Linked DNA regions of Homo sapiens: region 1 is linked to region 2. The links are chromatin loops, found by intact Hi-C in ENCODE. Cell type or tissue: MCF 10A. All regions are shown on one strand. Links, peaks and the distances in the headings refer to the core of each region. The heading gives the core; the rest is flanking DNA.

Region 1 (8,605 bases), core at 383-8,382, 170 kb after region 2:
GAGGAGGTAGGGTTGTTGCTGGAGCCCAGGAGTTAGAGACTGCAGTGAGCTATGATTGTACCACTGTACTCTAGCCTGGGTGACAGAGTAAGACCTCTGTCTCTTATTTATATATCTTGGGGCCCACAAGGAATTTACTTGTGAGCAAACTGTGAGAGACGTATGTAGCCTTTTATCTTTGTAGCTATCTATTTAGGAAAAAATGGGAGGCAGCTTTGCATGACTCAGTTCCCAAGCTTGACTTTTCCCTTTGACATAGGGAGTCTGGGGCCCTAAGATTTTATTTTCCTTTCTAGATAGATAGATAAGCTTTTTTTTTTCAAATTACACAAAATAATTCTACAGTAACTGCATAATCTTTCATAATTTATAAGGAAGGTTCTTCTCATACTTTCCTCTGTTTAGATGATACTTGGAGAATGACATCTATTTCTGGAATTACATTCATTTTAAGAAAGATATAAACTAAACAAAAATACATTTCAAACAGAGTAACCAGAATTCTGAAGGCTCTAAAATTAAGTCATGTGAGGAACTATTGAAGGCATTGTTTCTTTCCTTGAACAAAAAAAGACAAAAGGGTGCATATTTTGTTATATTCACACATCTTAAGGGAAGATACTAGAGGATAGATTAGAACTATTTACATTGTATTAAGATATGAACCAGTATGACAACATTAAAAGGCAAAATGTAATATAAAAGACTGACACAGAAGGCACTAAATTCCCCTTTAGAAAGATAGTCATACATGTAGACCACAATTATATTAAACTGAAGGACAATTTTTCTTGATATAGAACTTCAGATAGACAGTTTGGGGATGGGGGATTCTTTTTAAAGGGGTAATTTAATTTCTGTATTACATTATTTCTTAATAGATAGCGATCATTCTTAATGTTGTTTTAGTATATATGCCTTTTTTCCTCTAGATAATTTTAAGATTTTCTCCCTATCTTTGGTTTTTATAAATTTGACTATAATGTACCTAGGTGTATAATTATTTGTATTCATCCTGATTGAGGTTAATTGGGCTCTTTAGGTGTGTGAGTTTAGAGTTTTCATCAAAATTAGAAATTTATCAGATATTTTTTCAAATAATTTTTTCTGCTACAATTTTTTCCCTCTTTTCTCTTCTGGGGACTCCAAAAACATGTTTTTTATACTGTTTGTTATTTTGTACTAGTTATTGAGTTGCTCTCTCTCTCTCTCTCTCTCTCTCTCTGGGTGTGTGTGAGAGAGAGATAGAGATTCAGCACAAATGAATTTCTAATGAATTTCTAATGTTATAATCACCCAGCAAGTTCTTCCTGCCTGCTGCACAGACAAAACCAGTTCACTGAGACTGTGGTATTGCAGTAAAGAAAGAGTTTACATGCCTGTAATCCCAGCACTTTGGGAGGCTGAGGTGGGCAGATCACAAGGTCAAGAGATTGAGACCACCCTGGCTAACATGGTGAAACCCCGTCTCTACTAAAAATACAAAAATTAGTTGGGTGTGGTGGTGTGTGTCTGTAATCCCAGCTACTCGGGAGGCTGAGGCAAGAGAATTGCTTGAACCCAGGAGGCAGAGGTTGCAGTGAGCCGATATTGCACCACTGCCTTCCAGCCTGGCAACAATGCAAGGCTTCGTCAAAAAAGAAACAAACAAAGAAAGAAAGAGTTTAATTAACACAAGGCCAACCACATGGAAGAACTGGAGAACTCACTCAAATCTGTCTCACTGAAAACTCAGAGATTAGAGTTTTTCAAGAATAGTTTGGCAGTCAGAGGACAGTGCATGTGTGCTGCTGATTGGTAAAGAATGCAATCATAGAGGTGTGGAAAACAGTCCTTGTGCACTAAGTCCACCTCTAAGTGGGGGCCACAGGACTAGTTGAGTCAGGAGTCATGAGTCTGTGTGGGATCAGTCTGAAAAACATCTCAAAAGACCAATCTTAGGTTCTACAATAGTGATGTTATCTACAGGAGCAACTGGGAAGTCACAAATCTTGTGACCTCTGGCCACATGACTCCTGACAGTAAGGGTTTATAGAAACTATGTCTACATTTAGCAGAGTTTAGGCCCCTCCCATAATCCTAATCTTGTGGCCTTTTATTCCTCTTACAAAGGCAGTTTCAGGGCCTGAACAAGGAAGAGATCAGTTTTAGGGAGGGACTATTACCCTTAATTCAAAATTAAACTATAAACTGATTCTTCCCATAGTTAGCTTCACTTATGCCCAGGAATAAGTGAGGACAGCCAGCCTGTGAGGCTAGAAGCAAAATGGTGTCAGCCATGCCAGATTTCTCTCTTTGTTATATTTGCAAAGACAGTTTCAATGTCATGTCTTCGAGTTAATGTATTTTTTTATTCTGCAGTGTCAGATCTCCCATTAATCCTATCCAGTGAATTTTTATTTCTAGAATTTCCATTTGATTTTTTTTGTAATTTTCATCTCTCTGGTGGGATTCTCTGTAGAATTACTCATCATATCCATATTTTCCTTTAAATACTTTAATATGTTTGCAATAGCTATTTTGAAGTCCTTTCATAACAATTTCAAAAATCTCTATTATTTGATTGACCTATTGGGTCTATTCAATTGACTGTCTTCTGATTATGAATGTCATTTTCTTGTTTTTCTCATGCCTAATATTTTTTATTAGATGCTGTACATTATAGATGCTACATTTTTGAGAGTCTGGATTTCCTTTTCTTCCTTTAAAGGATGTTTTGTTTTCTTCTGGAAGGTGGTTCATTACTAATAGGTCAGCTGATTCACGTCAAGGCTTGGTTTTACCCTTTCCAAAGCAGGTCTAGAAGAGCCCTTACCTGAATCAGTGCTATCTAAAAGAAATTTCTATGATAATGGAAATGTTTTTTATCTGCACTTTTTTTAATATCATAGCTACTATCCACATGACTATGGATTATTTAAAATATAGCTACTGTGACCAAATAACTGTGTTTTAAATTTTATTTCATTTTCATTCATTTAAATTAAAATAGCCAATTGTATCTAGAAGCTAACCATATTGGAGAGGACAGCCTTAAGCTAAGCTTGCATAACCCAACTCCTGAGGCACAACCTTTCTGTGGTTGCAAATAAATGTTTCATAAGTTAAGTATCATTTCTTCACTCCGACTCACAGGAAGTATGTCCTCTTGTGTCCTGTTTAGCTCACCGTTCTCCTGTAGCTATTGTCTGACCAATTCTTTGAAATTTCATTTTTATACATAGACTTAGTATTCAGCCAAAGATTCAAGGGATCCTTTGTACAGATTTTTGGAGCTTTGCCTCTGCATAGTTCGCTCTTTTTTATCCCGTCCCAAAAATTCTAGCAACTTCAAAATCCCTGAGCTTCAATCTGTATTTTTTCTCTATTCAGTGACACCTATTGATCTCTACCTAGGCTCTACTTCTCAGTTGTGTGTTATGGGAACTGCCCCAGGCAAAAAGCTGGAGTGAATGTGAACCTCACCTCATGCTTTTCCCTTCCCTGGGAGGATTACAGCCACACCCTGTCTATTGTTCAGTGCTGCAAACAGTTGCTTCACACCTTTTTGTCCATTTTTATAAAAGTTTACTTTGTGAGGGTAAATACTAAATCCAGTCATGACCTGATTCAGAAATAAAAGATTCCTTTCTTTTCTATGTGTTTGGTTTTTTATTATATAAAGCTTTTACATGATTGCAAATTTAAAGCAATATAACAAGGTACAAACCCATAAATGTCATTTCCAAACGTGCTCCCCTCTGTTCCATTCCTTACCCACCCCCATAACTGAACATGCTATTAGCATTAGTTTTACATGACATTACTGTGTGTGTGTGTATTCATACCCCGCTTTCTTGTGTAAAAGAAAGCTTACTATAAATATTTCTCTGTACATTATTATATTTGTTTAAAAATTGATTTTGGACAGCACTAATTGCATAGTTCTTATGTATTTGCCATTTTTTATTCAAACAATCTTTTTTGAATGACACTTCAGTTATTTTCAGTTTTGTGCTATTACAAATAATGCTGTGTACATTAGTCATTGCCAGTGTATTATTGAGAGAGATTCCAAGAAGTAGGATTTCTGAGTCAAAGGAAAAATCTCTTCATTTTACACTTTTATCTCTCTACAATTTTATGTGATACATACAATGTACTCTGTATAAACTGTATTATTTGCAGTTAGAAACCATTTTCTCTCTTATGGGTCTTGGTATGTGTTAGTTAATCTACTTAACATTATCTTTCTCCATCCTCTTCCCAGCACAAATTTCTTGAACTTCTTTGAAATGAATTCCTTGTGACTTCTTTGAAATGAATTCTTTGGGACTTCATTAAAGATATGACTTCTCCATAGAGGCATTCTCCAACATTCATCTCTCCACCACACACAGACACACACACGCCACACCATACCACACATACAGCACACACAGCACACACACAAAACATACATATCACACATACACCACACATGTACCACACATCTATACCACACATATACACCACACACATACACCACACACACACACCACAAATACATACATCACACACCACATACACACACACACAACCTATATACCACACACCACATATAGACCACACATACACACACACACACACTATATGTACACCACACACCACACACACAGCACACATACACCACATGCATAACACACACACACCACAAACAGACACAGAGCTATGTGGGCGCCTATCTGTTTCTGTCTCCCTCTTGTTTGTATTCATGTTGCTGTCTCTTTCTATTAACTTGCTTTCTTCTAAAATGTCATTTTCTAAGACGGTCTCTTCTCTTTTTCTATAAGTTTAAGATAGTTGCCTGGTAAGCAAAGCCATACTCTAACATTTCTTTAATGAATGCTATTTATGATCATAAAGTTACCATGAACACTGTCGTATTCTTTTTTTTTTTAAGATTTTCCTTATTCTTCAGCTGTTCTATAAAGATTTCATGTTCTGTACTTTCTAAGAAATAAGTGTTTTGTTCACTTGCTGTCCTTTGATCTTGTATGTAAATAAAATAACTTTCATAATGATAAGTCAGAGTGGCTAAGTGTCTCCTTTCTTTCATTTGTGAAATCCACATGAAAAAATCAGTGGACTGGAAGATCCATATTCATCTCCAAACACCAGAACCAACGTAAATGCAGAAAGAAATGGAGAAATGGTGTGTGTTGGGAAACGAACTAGTGTTGTAAATGTCTCTGTGCCACATAGGAGTTTAAGAAAGGTGAAAAGCCCTGCTAATGAAGAAAATAACAACCCTCAATGAAGAGAGAAATAGTAGGATGAACAATGAAAATGAGAAACAGCAAAATGAATAGTGGAAAATAGTAAATCATATCTGTGTAAGCACAATTAGTGATAAATTAGTTTGGAATTTGATCATAATGCCCTTGGGGGAAAATTGTTCTTAGTGAAAAAAAAAAAAAAACCTTCAAAAAATTTATGAGAGAAAACTGTAGGTAGAGGTTGGTGATTAGCCATTACCCACTTTTGGACAGGGAAGGCATTGGATGATTAAAATACAACAAAATAGGTTAGACTTTAGAGATCAATATCCTCGATTCTATGGGATTTATGACATTGATTAATTTATTGGAGAAGGCTGGGGAATCTATATATTAAAGAAAAATCTTTTGAAATAGTATATCATCAATAATAATTAAAAGAGTGAGGAACTACACAGGAATGGGTAGACAGATCAGTGTAACAGATTAGAAAATTCAGAACAAGATACATAGATACATATGTGAGTTAGTATATGATAAAGGTATTACTTCAACTACTGGGAATTTATCTAATAGAAATAAGAATGTACACAAATGTTTGGTTATGGGGATATTTATAGTAGCACTGTATATAATAGCAAAAAACTTTTTTTTTTTTTTTTTTGAGTCGGAGTCTCGCTCTGTCGCCAAGGCTGGAGTGCAATGGCACAATCTTGGCTGACTGCAACCTCTACCTCCCGGGTTCAAGTAATTCTCCTGCCTCAGCCTCCTGAGTAGCTGGGATTACAGCAGCATGCCACCACGCCCAGCTAATTTTTGTATTTTTAGTAGAGACGGGGTTTCACCATGTTGGTCAGGCTGGTCTTGAACTCCTGAGCTCATGATCCACCTGCCTTGGCCTCTCAAAGTGCTGGGATTACAGGCATGAGCCACTGCACTCGGTCTAAAAAATATTTTTTTTACTATTTTAGTGTATCTGAACAATTAAAATGCTAGAATCTATTAAAATTATTTCTTTAAAAGCATACTCAATGACATGAGGAAATGTGGTATAAAATGGATTTCAGTGAATAAAATGCATCACAAATAGCACATATGGAATGCTGGTATTTTGAAAAAATTTGTACCCATACATAGTAAAAGTCTTCTAAACACATATATAAAACAACATTTGGAAATGTACACTCTGAAATGATATCCATTGTTCTTGGTGGTGGGATTATAGGCATTTTTTTTCCTTCTTTGTTTCTTAATTTTGGGCTCTTAATGAATAATAATATTAAAATGTAGTCATAATATTATTTTCAATGAATTAGACTACTCCTAGTCTAATTGCATTGAGCAATAATGAACAGTCTTACTGTCAATACGTTGTTTGAAATAAAATAAACAACTTTAAATCTTTCCTATAGGCACAATGAAGGAGGATGAATTCTTCCCTCTCACCCTCTCCCACACTGAGTCTGTTTAGATGTTAATAAACTGTGACCAAGTAGATGTGATTGATCAGTCTGGTAAACATCCTTTACAACAGTTTGTACCGGCTGGCTAAATACTCATAGAATTAACTCAACTGTTAAAAGCAAATCAGAAAGATTGAGAAATTTCTCTTAGAGTTTATTCTATGGCATTTAAAACTATAACTGCCAGGGTTATATAGACATGAACCCCAGTGGCTTCATAGCACCACATAAACACATGGCAAAATTATAACATGCCATTTAGGATGAAACCTACTACTTCTTTTACTCATATGGAAACAGTTTTAAGCCACTGAAGGTTAGGTAATAAGACAAAGTTCCTACATCGGACACTTACAATTGTATCCTGCTGATTCTCAAAGCAGAACAAAGGAATTTAACAAGCTCAAAAAGACCCAAAATCTAAACAGCCCCTACTGTGAGTTGAAAAATAAACTGTAATTGCTGTTTGTTTTAAATTTGTATTGAAGGGTATGTGGGAACTCTTTTCAGAGAGGAAAAATAATGTAAATTTTTACCCTCATTCAATTTCTTTGGCTGCTACTGTATTATTTGAAAGTATTCATCATAAATTTTATATATCATTTAATAACATTTCAAAATTGCAACTTTTATTTAACCCTCAACTGTTTTGTTGCAAAGCTTGTGAGTTATTGTAATATAAAAACAGAGATTCTAATGTGCCTCATATCACTGGGGGTAAATACGTTCTTACATTCTTTCAGTACTGGCCACATGACAATCTATCCCCCACCAACATCTACACAGTGAGAGGATTTGAGACAGGACCTCATAAGTAAGTGTAATGAATACCTGTTGAGATATCTTCAGATGGCTGCTCTGCAGACTTGGCATAACAGGCCATGAAGCCTCCCAAGACCAACAGACAAAGTCCCAGATGTCCATAAGCATGCCAATTATCAAAGAAACAGAAAATCGGAGAATGATTACAAATAACAAGACGAATGTCCAGCTTTGTCAGTTTGCTCATCCGTGGGATAAAGAAATCTGTATGTCAACATTTTTCATTTGTTAACACAATGCCCCCATTGTTACAGGCAGATATGAACTCCTCCAATGACTTATCCCTGGAGCTGCAGTCTAATATGATTGAATTATTTTCATAAATAGCTTGTTCATATATTTTCTGCATCAATTTAAGATGTATACCTGAAGAGATAGCTAAGCAATTTCCCCAAACTGAATTTCTATAATTCTAAAGGAAAAGATTTTTGGCAGTAAGCCCATGATTGACCTTCTTACCTCCTGTCATCCTTCACTGAAGAGAGGACACTATCAGTATCAAGAGCATGCATTCTGGAGCAACCAGGGGTGAGTCCTAGAGCTACTATTTACTGATGGTATAACATTGCACAGAATACCTGATATTTATGCATCTCAGTTGCTCATTTGTAAAGTGAGGACAAGTATAATAAATACCTCATAAAGTTATTGCATTATAAGAGATAACAAAGTGCTAAGCACAAATAATAAATATTAACAATTATTGCTGATGTTAATGGTATAATATTTCTACTACTATCATTAACATTCAGCCCTGCATATCCATGGGTTCCACCTCCATGGATTCAACCAAACACAAATCAAAAATATTTTTTGAAAAGTATTTGTACTAACCACTGCTCAAGGAAATAAGAGAGGACACAAACAAGTGGAAAAAAATTCCATGCTCATGGACACGAAGAATCAATATCAAGAAAATTGCCATACTGCCCAAAGTAATTTATAGATTCAATGCTATTCCAATCAAGCTACCAGTGACTTTCTCCACAGAACTAGAAAAAAATACTTTAAATTTCATATGGAACCAAAAAAGAGCCCATATAGCCAAGACAATCCTAAGCAAAAAGAACAAAACTGGAGGCA
Region 2 (8,605 bases), core at 183-8,182:
TTTTGTTATTTTGTAATTTTTTTCCTGTACATTAAAACTCACACATTTTTGCCACCGAACTTCCTTTGGGAAATCCTCCCAATTCTTCCTAGACTTAAGCCTTAAAGCCATGTCGTGGCAATTGTTCTGTGCTCCAATATCCACCTTGCTGCTAAGGGAAAGGACTCAGCCACCCTACTTCTCCCCTGAATAAGCTGCTCCCACTCAGGACTAGTTGCAGACTTAGATGTGCTGACTGTAGCTCCTCTCGAATCCCTTCCCGGATAATCATCAAAAAGAAACTACAGGCTGGGCATGGTAGCTCACACATGTAATCCCAGCACTTTGGGAGGCCGAGGTGGGCAGATTGCTTGAGTCCAGGAGTTCAAGACCAGCCTGGACAATACCCCATCTCTACCAAAAAAATACAAAAATTAGCTGAGTGTGCTTGTCTGTGGTCCCAGCTCCTCAGGAGGCTGAGGCAGGAGGATCTGTTGAGCCCAGGAGGCAGAGATTGCAGTGAGCCATGATTGGGCCACTGTACTCCGGCCTGGGCGATAGCACCAGACCCTGTCCCCCAACAAAAAGAAAGAAAGAAGGAAACTACAATATGAAACTGAGGAAGGCGTAAAGTTCAAGAATTTTTAGTGAATTCTTAAAGCCATTACTCTTAATCTTTATTTTATGCACTCTGAGTTCAGAACAGAAATGCTTCAACAATACCTACCCCAGCCGAAACCATAGATGATTTTAAGAGTGAAATTATGTATCCTTGGACACAGCTTCTGGTGAATGATAGATGGCTCCATAAAGCTGCTATACACGTGGCTACAGTGTATCACAGCTAAAGGATAGGGAATAAAATCAGCCAAATGAAGAGGCACATAGAGCAGAGTCCAGGAAGGTTCCAAATTCAGAGCTTCCGGTTGTCCTTTCTGCACAGTCATGGAAAGTGTTGTCTTCAAGTGTGACAATAAGGTCAGAGTGTTGCCAACCAGGGAAGCTCACCCAGGCCTTGGTGCCCAGAGTCCTTGCTGGCACTCCATCTGCAGGCACAGCTGACTACACACATGGCTCATCCAGTGTCCAGCCCCTCTAGAGGTCAAGCTGTTACTCGGTGACCCAAGGCTCCCACATCAAATCACATTGTTGGAATGCCTGGCATAGCCAACCCCCTGCCCTAAATCACATTGTTACACTCCTGTCAGAAACAATGTTCCAAGGGCTTAGATATTACCTTCCAGAAGACAAGGACAAAGCCATATCTCTCCTTGAATAAGATTAAATTCTTTACTATACAAAACACACACACACACACACACACACACACAGAGAGAGAGAGAGAGAGAGAGAGAGAGAGCTACAACAAAACCTTTCACACTTGAAGCCCACTTGTAAGACATATGATATGGTTTGGCTGTGTCTACATCCAAATCTCATCTTGAATTGTAGCTCCCATAATTCCCACATGTTGTGGGAGGCACCCAGTGGGAGAAAACTGAATCATGGGGGAGGTTTCCCCCATACTGTTCTCATGGTAATGAATAAGTCTCAGGAGAGCTGATGGTTTTATAAGGGGAAACCCCTTTCACTTGGTTCTCATTCTCTTGTCTGCCGCCATGTAAAATGTAACTTTCACCTTCCGCCATGATTGTGAGACCTCCTCAGCCACGTGGAAATGTGAGTCCATTAAACCTCTTTTTCTTTATAAATTACCCAGTCTCAGGTATGTCCTCATCAGCAGCCTGAGAATAGCTTAATACATCATATATTGTCCATAGGGGAAAATATGAAACCAAAGAAGAATTCTGTTTATTGTGGCCACTGATAACAACTTTTGTAAATATTACCCCTTACTGGAAAGATTTTGTAAAGAAGTAGGAATTTTTCTTCAATAATGCATTATACAATTATTCTACAAAGAAAAAACTTGGATACTAGTACCTTTAAAATAAGTGGGGTTAATTATGAGTTTTCACACCTAAAACTAAGCTTTACATACTCTCCTTTCTGTTGACCTAATTAACTCAATCTCTAGAGATCTTTGACTTTACTGTGAAGTTCAGGACATGTCACTGCTGAGGAATAAATTAATGATATAAAGGAATCAAAGTCAAAATTAGCATAAAATTAGTATCCCACTGCTCACCACCTTCAGGGAAAACTAACTGAATTTATTAGGACACCTGTTGATGAGACAATCAACTCTGGCAAAAATTTTGGTTTTCGTTTTAGATACCTTTGGTGTAATGTTGTCATAAACCTCATGCTATTTCGAAAGCATAAAATCTGGGCCTTCACCAAATGATTGTTATTTTATGATCCCCTCAACATTTATAGTCTTCAAAAACTGAAATCTTGATGCAAAGAGTCTTCACTGTGAAATTGCAGTAATTATACTTTAAATTGATTTTATTCATATTCACCTTATAGAGGCTTTGGGTATACTGGGGTGTTATATTTTAAATGCAGCTATTTTAGAGAATGTAAGGAAAGGATATTCATCTAAATAGGCTTTGGATAAATAGTAATGGAAAGAGCCAATATTATAAGAGAGTACTCACTTAGAAATAAGCAGCACTTCTCAGAAATCTATCTTGTCCATAGGCTTTTGGAAATATGCTAATACTATATTGTTGATCTTCCTTGGAGCATGCCAAACCAGGAAGACTTCCAAGAAAAAAATAGCAGATCTGGAGAAAGAGATTGCATGTGACAATAAAGCATTTAAATATTAATATTATTAAAACCTGTTTCCCACCTATCTCTCTTTCTCGCACTTTCTCCAATATCTTTTTTATATGTAGTCTTTGTTGTAATTAAGGAAATGTTTATTTCCTAATTTATTTTTTCTTTCTCATAAATAAGTTATCCTTAAGTGCTGATGAGATAATTAATATTCAAGAAAGACAATTTAAAGTGCCTGCTAAATACACATGCCTCTAGGAACAATGGTCTAAGGAGCACACAGCAGGAGGTGAGCAGTGGGTGAGTGAGTGAAGCCTCATCCGTATTTACAGCTGCTCCCCATCATTCCCTTCACCACCTGAGCTCTGACCCCTGTCAGATTTGCAGCAGCATTAGATTCTCATAGAAGTGCAAACCCTGTTGTGAACTGTGCATACAAGGGATCTAGGTTGCATGCTCCTTATGAGAATCTAATGCCTGAAGATCTGTCACTGCCTCCCATCACTCCCATATGGGACCATCTAGTTGCAAGAAAACAAGCTCAGGGCTCCCACTGATTCCACTTTATGGTCAGTTATATAATTATTATATATTACAATGGAATAATAATAGAAATAAAGTGCACAGTAAATGTAATGCACTTGAATCATCCTGAAACCATACCCCGCCCCCCTACCAGTCCATGGAGAAATTGTCTTCCATGAAGCCAGTTCCTGGTGCCAAAAATGTTGGAGACTGCTGGTCTAAGACACAGCCAATAATAACAGAGCAAAGGAGGTTAGTAAATTATAATTTAACAGTGTGACCCTCGACTTTATTAAAATTAAAACCAAAATCAAAGATGTTTGCATATCCTGCAAACCTGCTATTGGAGATGGAGAATCCTTTTCATAAAGTCAGTAAAATATAAGGTAAATTCTACTAGAATGTAGTGCCAAGTAAAAGTTTGTTTCTTCTAAAGTGTTACGGTGTATTTTATCAGATAACTCTTGCAAGCTGTGTTGCTATCTGTTGGCTGCCAGGAAACACAAAGCTAATAACCTTCTGTTATCAATCGCTTAGGGGTGGTCTTTCACCTTAATAGTGGAATGTGGCTTCCCAAAATAGACGGGAATTCAGACCCTGCAGATTTCAATCTGAAAATAGTCTCTGGAGATAGGAAGAGAGTGATGTGCAGACATTTCCCAGTTTGGCCAGTCACCACAGCTATCCCCTTGGTGTGCCATGCCTGAGTCTAGTCATGACGGATATTTTCATTAAAATAGTTAACTAGATACTAAGACCAAAGAGAAAATAAAGAAAATGTATAAATGTTCCCAGCAGTGTGTCTTACAACATGGTGGTTTCAGATCCTCTCAAATCAAGGTCTGTTTACTCCCAAGATCTCTGATCTCATTCTGCTTCTTTTTCCATGAGGGAAAAAACCATCCCTTGCCTGAATTCCTCATTTCCTGGTGAAACTTTGGAAGCTCTAGTATTTATTTTACTTTTTTCTCGATATTTTCTTACCTTTAGTCTTTATTTTTAACTCCCATATGTGTATTTACATTATAAACTGTTTCAAGTTACTTCTCAAAGTAAAGAGAGACTAAAATACAAACAAATCAACACATAAATTGAGAGTGAGGCTGATTATAATGCTAATGAACACTTCAGTGAGGGATTCAAGCCCCAGTCTTGGGTTGGACTAGCAAGGCATATAAACGAATTACGGGTTACCAAATTCTGCAGGCCATGGGAGATTTGGTATAAAAGAACAAACAGTTTACAGTCCTTCTCAATATTAAAGAATATAAAATTGCTTTGTATCTTTGTGATGTGAAACAGCCAGTCAAAGTAAGGGTGAACTTGGTCTGCTTTCCACTTCAGTGTTTCTCACTTTACTTAATTGTAACTCAGACGTGCTCTAATAACCCATTTTACTGTTTTAGGCAGTCTGGTTTTCAAGCAGGCAGGAGAAATTAGGACATACCACGCAGTTAGTGAGTCATATATGTCACTCATTCTGCTAGGGCAAAGCCTAAGGTTTTATGCTGTTGTTAGTCACACAATGTAGCTGAAAAAATGCCATATTCACCATCTTCCAATATATAACAGTGCTTCTTCACTGTAATCATCTCTTCCAATCCTATTTTCTCCCTGGAAAGAGCTAGGTGACAGCATGGCATTGCTCAGTGGAAGATTTTCTGGTTTTCATTGTATTAGACAATCACTACACAGTAAATTGAACGGCAAAATGGCACAAGAGATAAACAAGGCTATAAGCCCAGCTATAGAAAGGGGACTTTACATTTTCTGTGACACAAAACAACAGCAATCTCATATTTATTTTATCAGGACTGCATTACCCTTCTGGACTATTACTGTCATAATAGGCTATACATTTTGCTTCAGTTTCAGTTGCTTCAGTGATACATGATTATTTTCTACAAATGCTACACTTTCCATAAAGGAAGAAAGAAAGGGACTAATAAATGAGCCCCATTCTCTTAATCAAGACAAGTGAGAAAACAAGGACACTGGGTGGAACGTGTCCTCACTTCTGATATCTCCTATGTGATTATTTACATAACAGTTTAAAAGAGACCATTTTAAAAGAAATACACTTTTAAACATGTATTCATATTTACAGACTATATCATATGGTCAAAAAATGTTATTAAAATTATTAACTAATTTATACATGAAATACAAGTAATGTTTAATAAGTTTTACAATATGTTTTGAAAAACTTGAACTTCCTCAATGTCACCTTACAAATATGTAAATATATGTATGCATATGTATATATAAGTATGCATATAGATGTGTGTGCATGTGTACATACATACCCACATATGTGGATATATAATATATCCACATACATGGATACATATAACTATAATGTCATTACATTTGAACACCATAAAAACTGGCTGCTGGTACAAAATTCCAGCCTTCATTAAGTTCATTTATAGATTTACTCATCCAACAATTAATTTACTCAACAAATATTTGTTGAGCTTTTTGTGTAAGCCATTGGGCTGATTGATGGATTTAAAAATAATTAAGACTGGTGCTTGTCCAAAAAGAGGTTACAATCCATTAAAGGACATAAGACAGTTATACAACCAACTATTATGAAAGCCAGAATAATTACAAGCCAACTGACTGTGCCAAGGGAGTACTGTTCTTTCAAATAAATGAAATTTCAAAAATGCTCATGGAGAATGTGGCACCTAAGCTAGGGCTTAAAAAATGTGTACAGTTCCAAAGGCGAAAGGAGAAAGTTTAACTTGAGTAAATTTAAAAATAATTGAACTAGAGAAAATGACTTAAGAAAATGCAGAGACAGGAAAGGAATTTTGGTTGAACTTGAGAGTCATCAAATTTGGCTACAATGTTAGCTATGTTTTTAGAAACTACTATGAGAGATGAAACTGGAAGAATGTTTTACGTTTAGATGGCAGAGGATCTTCAATGCATGACCAAAAGGTTTAGTGTTCAACAAATGAGCCGAAGACAGTCAGTGAAGTGTTCAGATCACTGAGTGAAGTGAGCACAGCTGTCTGCATGGGCTTCTCCTCATGCTGGCACGAGCCATAGATTGTTGTGAAGAAAAGCCATTCAGCAGTGGGTTTGTGTCTATGTGGCACTGATCACAAGAAATTGGGTGCTAATAGTGTTGAAATGTACAAGAAAGGCAACGTGTGTCTGCCTGTGTATGCACAGATATATGCATGTAGTTGGCACAGAGCTGTTACAGGTATAAGGAAGAGATTAGTGGCCAGGCACGGTGGCTCATGCCTGTAATCCCAGCACTTTGGGAGTCCGAGGCAGGTAAATCACCTGAGGTCAGGAGTTCAAGATCAGCCTGGCCAACATGGTGAAATCCCGTCTCTACTAAAAATATAAAGATTAGCTGGGTGCGGCAACAGGTGCCTATAATCCCAGCTACTGGGGAGGCTGAGGCAGGAGAATCACTTGAACCTGGGAGGCAGAGGTTGCAGTAAGCCGAGATCATGCCACTGCACTCCAATCTGGTGACAGAGCGAGACTCCGTCTCAAAAAAAAGAAAAAAAAGAAAAAAGAAAAAAAAAGAAGAGGTTAGTTTAGTTTTTGAATATTGGAGGTTTGGGAGAAATTAAAAATAAATTACTACATATTATATATTACATGGTCACAGTTTTGGGGATTAGGTTCTGGACATCTTTGGGGTGAGAAGGGCAGCATTTTTCATGTGCCACGTAGTATCCTTGGTGGTTGAGGCCGGGAATCTGCATTTTCATGATGTCTCTAAGTGACCCTGTGCAAGTACAAAGGCCTACAGATTATTTTAAGGCTTAAGCAGTCACAAGATTTTAAAGCCAGGCTTGTGGTCTCTTTAGCAATGTGAATCCCTCTAAAGTTTAGTAGATTTCCTCTGTGCTTCCAATCAGTTCCATGTTTCATTATCCATAATCAAATTACCTTTCTGGAAAAAGATAATAGGTCTTCTCTATTATCCTGATTTTTTTTTGCCCCATCTCTACCTTTCTAGTTCTCACCTTAATGGCAGCTACTTTAAAACCATCTAAAACATAGGCTGGTAAAGAGAGAAAGCTTCCTTAACTCCCACTGTTTGGAAGTTCAAAGTACTTTGTTTTCCAATTGTGTAAGGCCCCAAATATCTCTACTCTTTATTTCTTCTTCCACAAACCTGCAAATTCCCACTTCACCTCACCTTAGATGTAATGCCTTACTAAAGTAAAAAGTAAAAGTCCATACTACACTTTCCAACCACTTCTCCTAGAGTCACCCAGCCTGCCTTGCAAGTTAGTACACGTGACTGTTTTACTAAACATTAGACCAAACTTTGTCAACTTTTCAGAGTATGATATCCATTTCCACTTTCAGTTATCCATATTGTTATTGTTAGAGCAGCGGCTTATATAAAAATGCCTATTTCTGTATATTAGGCAAGACTGTAGCAGCAAATGAACCTAAAATACCTGTGTGTCTTATTACAATAGAAATTTATTATTTTACGATACTCTGCTGCAGGTTTTCCAGGTCATCAGTGGTTTTGCTCCAAATGGTGATTTAGAGACCTACATCTCATCCACCTGTGGCTCCATCATCTTTGAGTTCTATCTAATAGAATCTGAGTGGAAATGACTGTCATTTTGTGTGTCTTCTCCTGATCTCTTCTCCTTCTACTATTTATCTTGATCTGCATCCACTCAGTAGAACTCAATGACATGAGTTGGGTCTCACATCTAAGTTCAGTTGAAGCAGGGAAATGTAATCTATTCGTATTCCAGTAGAAGAAATAGATTCGTTTTAGATTTTGGTAAACAACTAACAGTCTCTATCATATCACCAAATGATTATTTATATGTCTTCATTTAGGGTATTTGCTGCAGCTTTTAAGTAATAGAAAGCTTGATTCCGCAAATGTAAATCTACTTACGTACATTTCACATAGTCCCAGACACATAAAGAAATTTGGCAAATCTATTCTGATTTTTTTTAAGAATTTGGGTCAGACTCTTCTTTCTAAAAACATAGTGAAAAAAGCTTCTCAGTCTGGTCTCCAAAAGCATTCTTCCTGACAGTCCCATCCCCACTACCCCCATAGACTACTGAAGTCTGTTGCTCTACAGAGAGTTCTCTCAACTATTGGAACTCTTCAGAAACAAAATTCGCAACACATCTGCAATTAGAAAGGGTCCTTCCAGCTGATCCAGGTCCTTACTTTCCCCTTTGAGTTAGTCCCAGGTGTTCTGTCGGTTCTAGTATAGAGTTAGGGATTGGGAATTTGCTTGGGATACCACCATGTCTCAGCATCTGCCCTCTGTCTAACCTTTTGAATCACTTGTTTCTCTACACACAGTGTTAGTTTTTCACGGCTTTTGTAACAAACAATCACCAATTTAGTTTTTAAGAGAAACTTATTCTCTCACCATTCTGGGACTTG

What was found. Hi-C counts contacts between places; a loop is a spot of excess contacts. Peaks named below come from ENCODE experiments on the same cell type or tissue, not always from the same donor. Only the 100,000 strongest peaks of a DNase experiment are listed, where the experiment ranks them.
Region 1: it touches region 2 in a loop (3-fold over the local background); 1 of 110 quality-filtered maps calls a loop at or near these places.

The regions. Positions count from the first base shown.
Region 1 is chr1:238,047,588-238,056,192 of GRCh38, reverse strand. No RefSeq gene overlaps it. Among named protein-coding and RNA genes, the nearest start is that of ZP4, 160 kb to the right of the region's middle. In MCF 10A, for the core only: no CTCF peak of the experiment used is centred there; DNase peaks (open chromatin) are centred at 3,102 and 3,452.
Region 2 is chr1:238,219,500-238,228,104 of GRCh38, reverse strand. No RefSeq gene overlaps it. Among named protein-coding and RNA genes, the nearest start is that of LINC01139, 260 kb to the left of the region's middle. In MCF 10A, for the core only: no CTCF peak of the experiment used is centred there; a DNase peak (open chromatin) is centred at 4,654.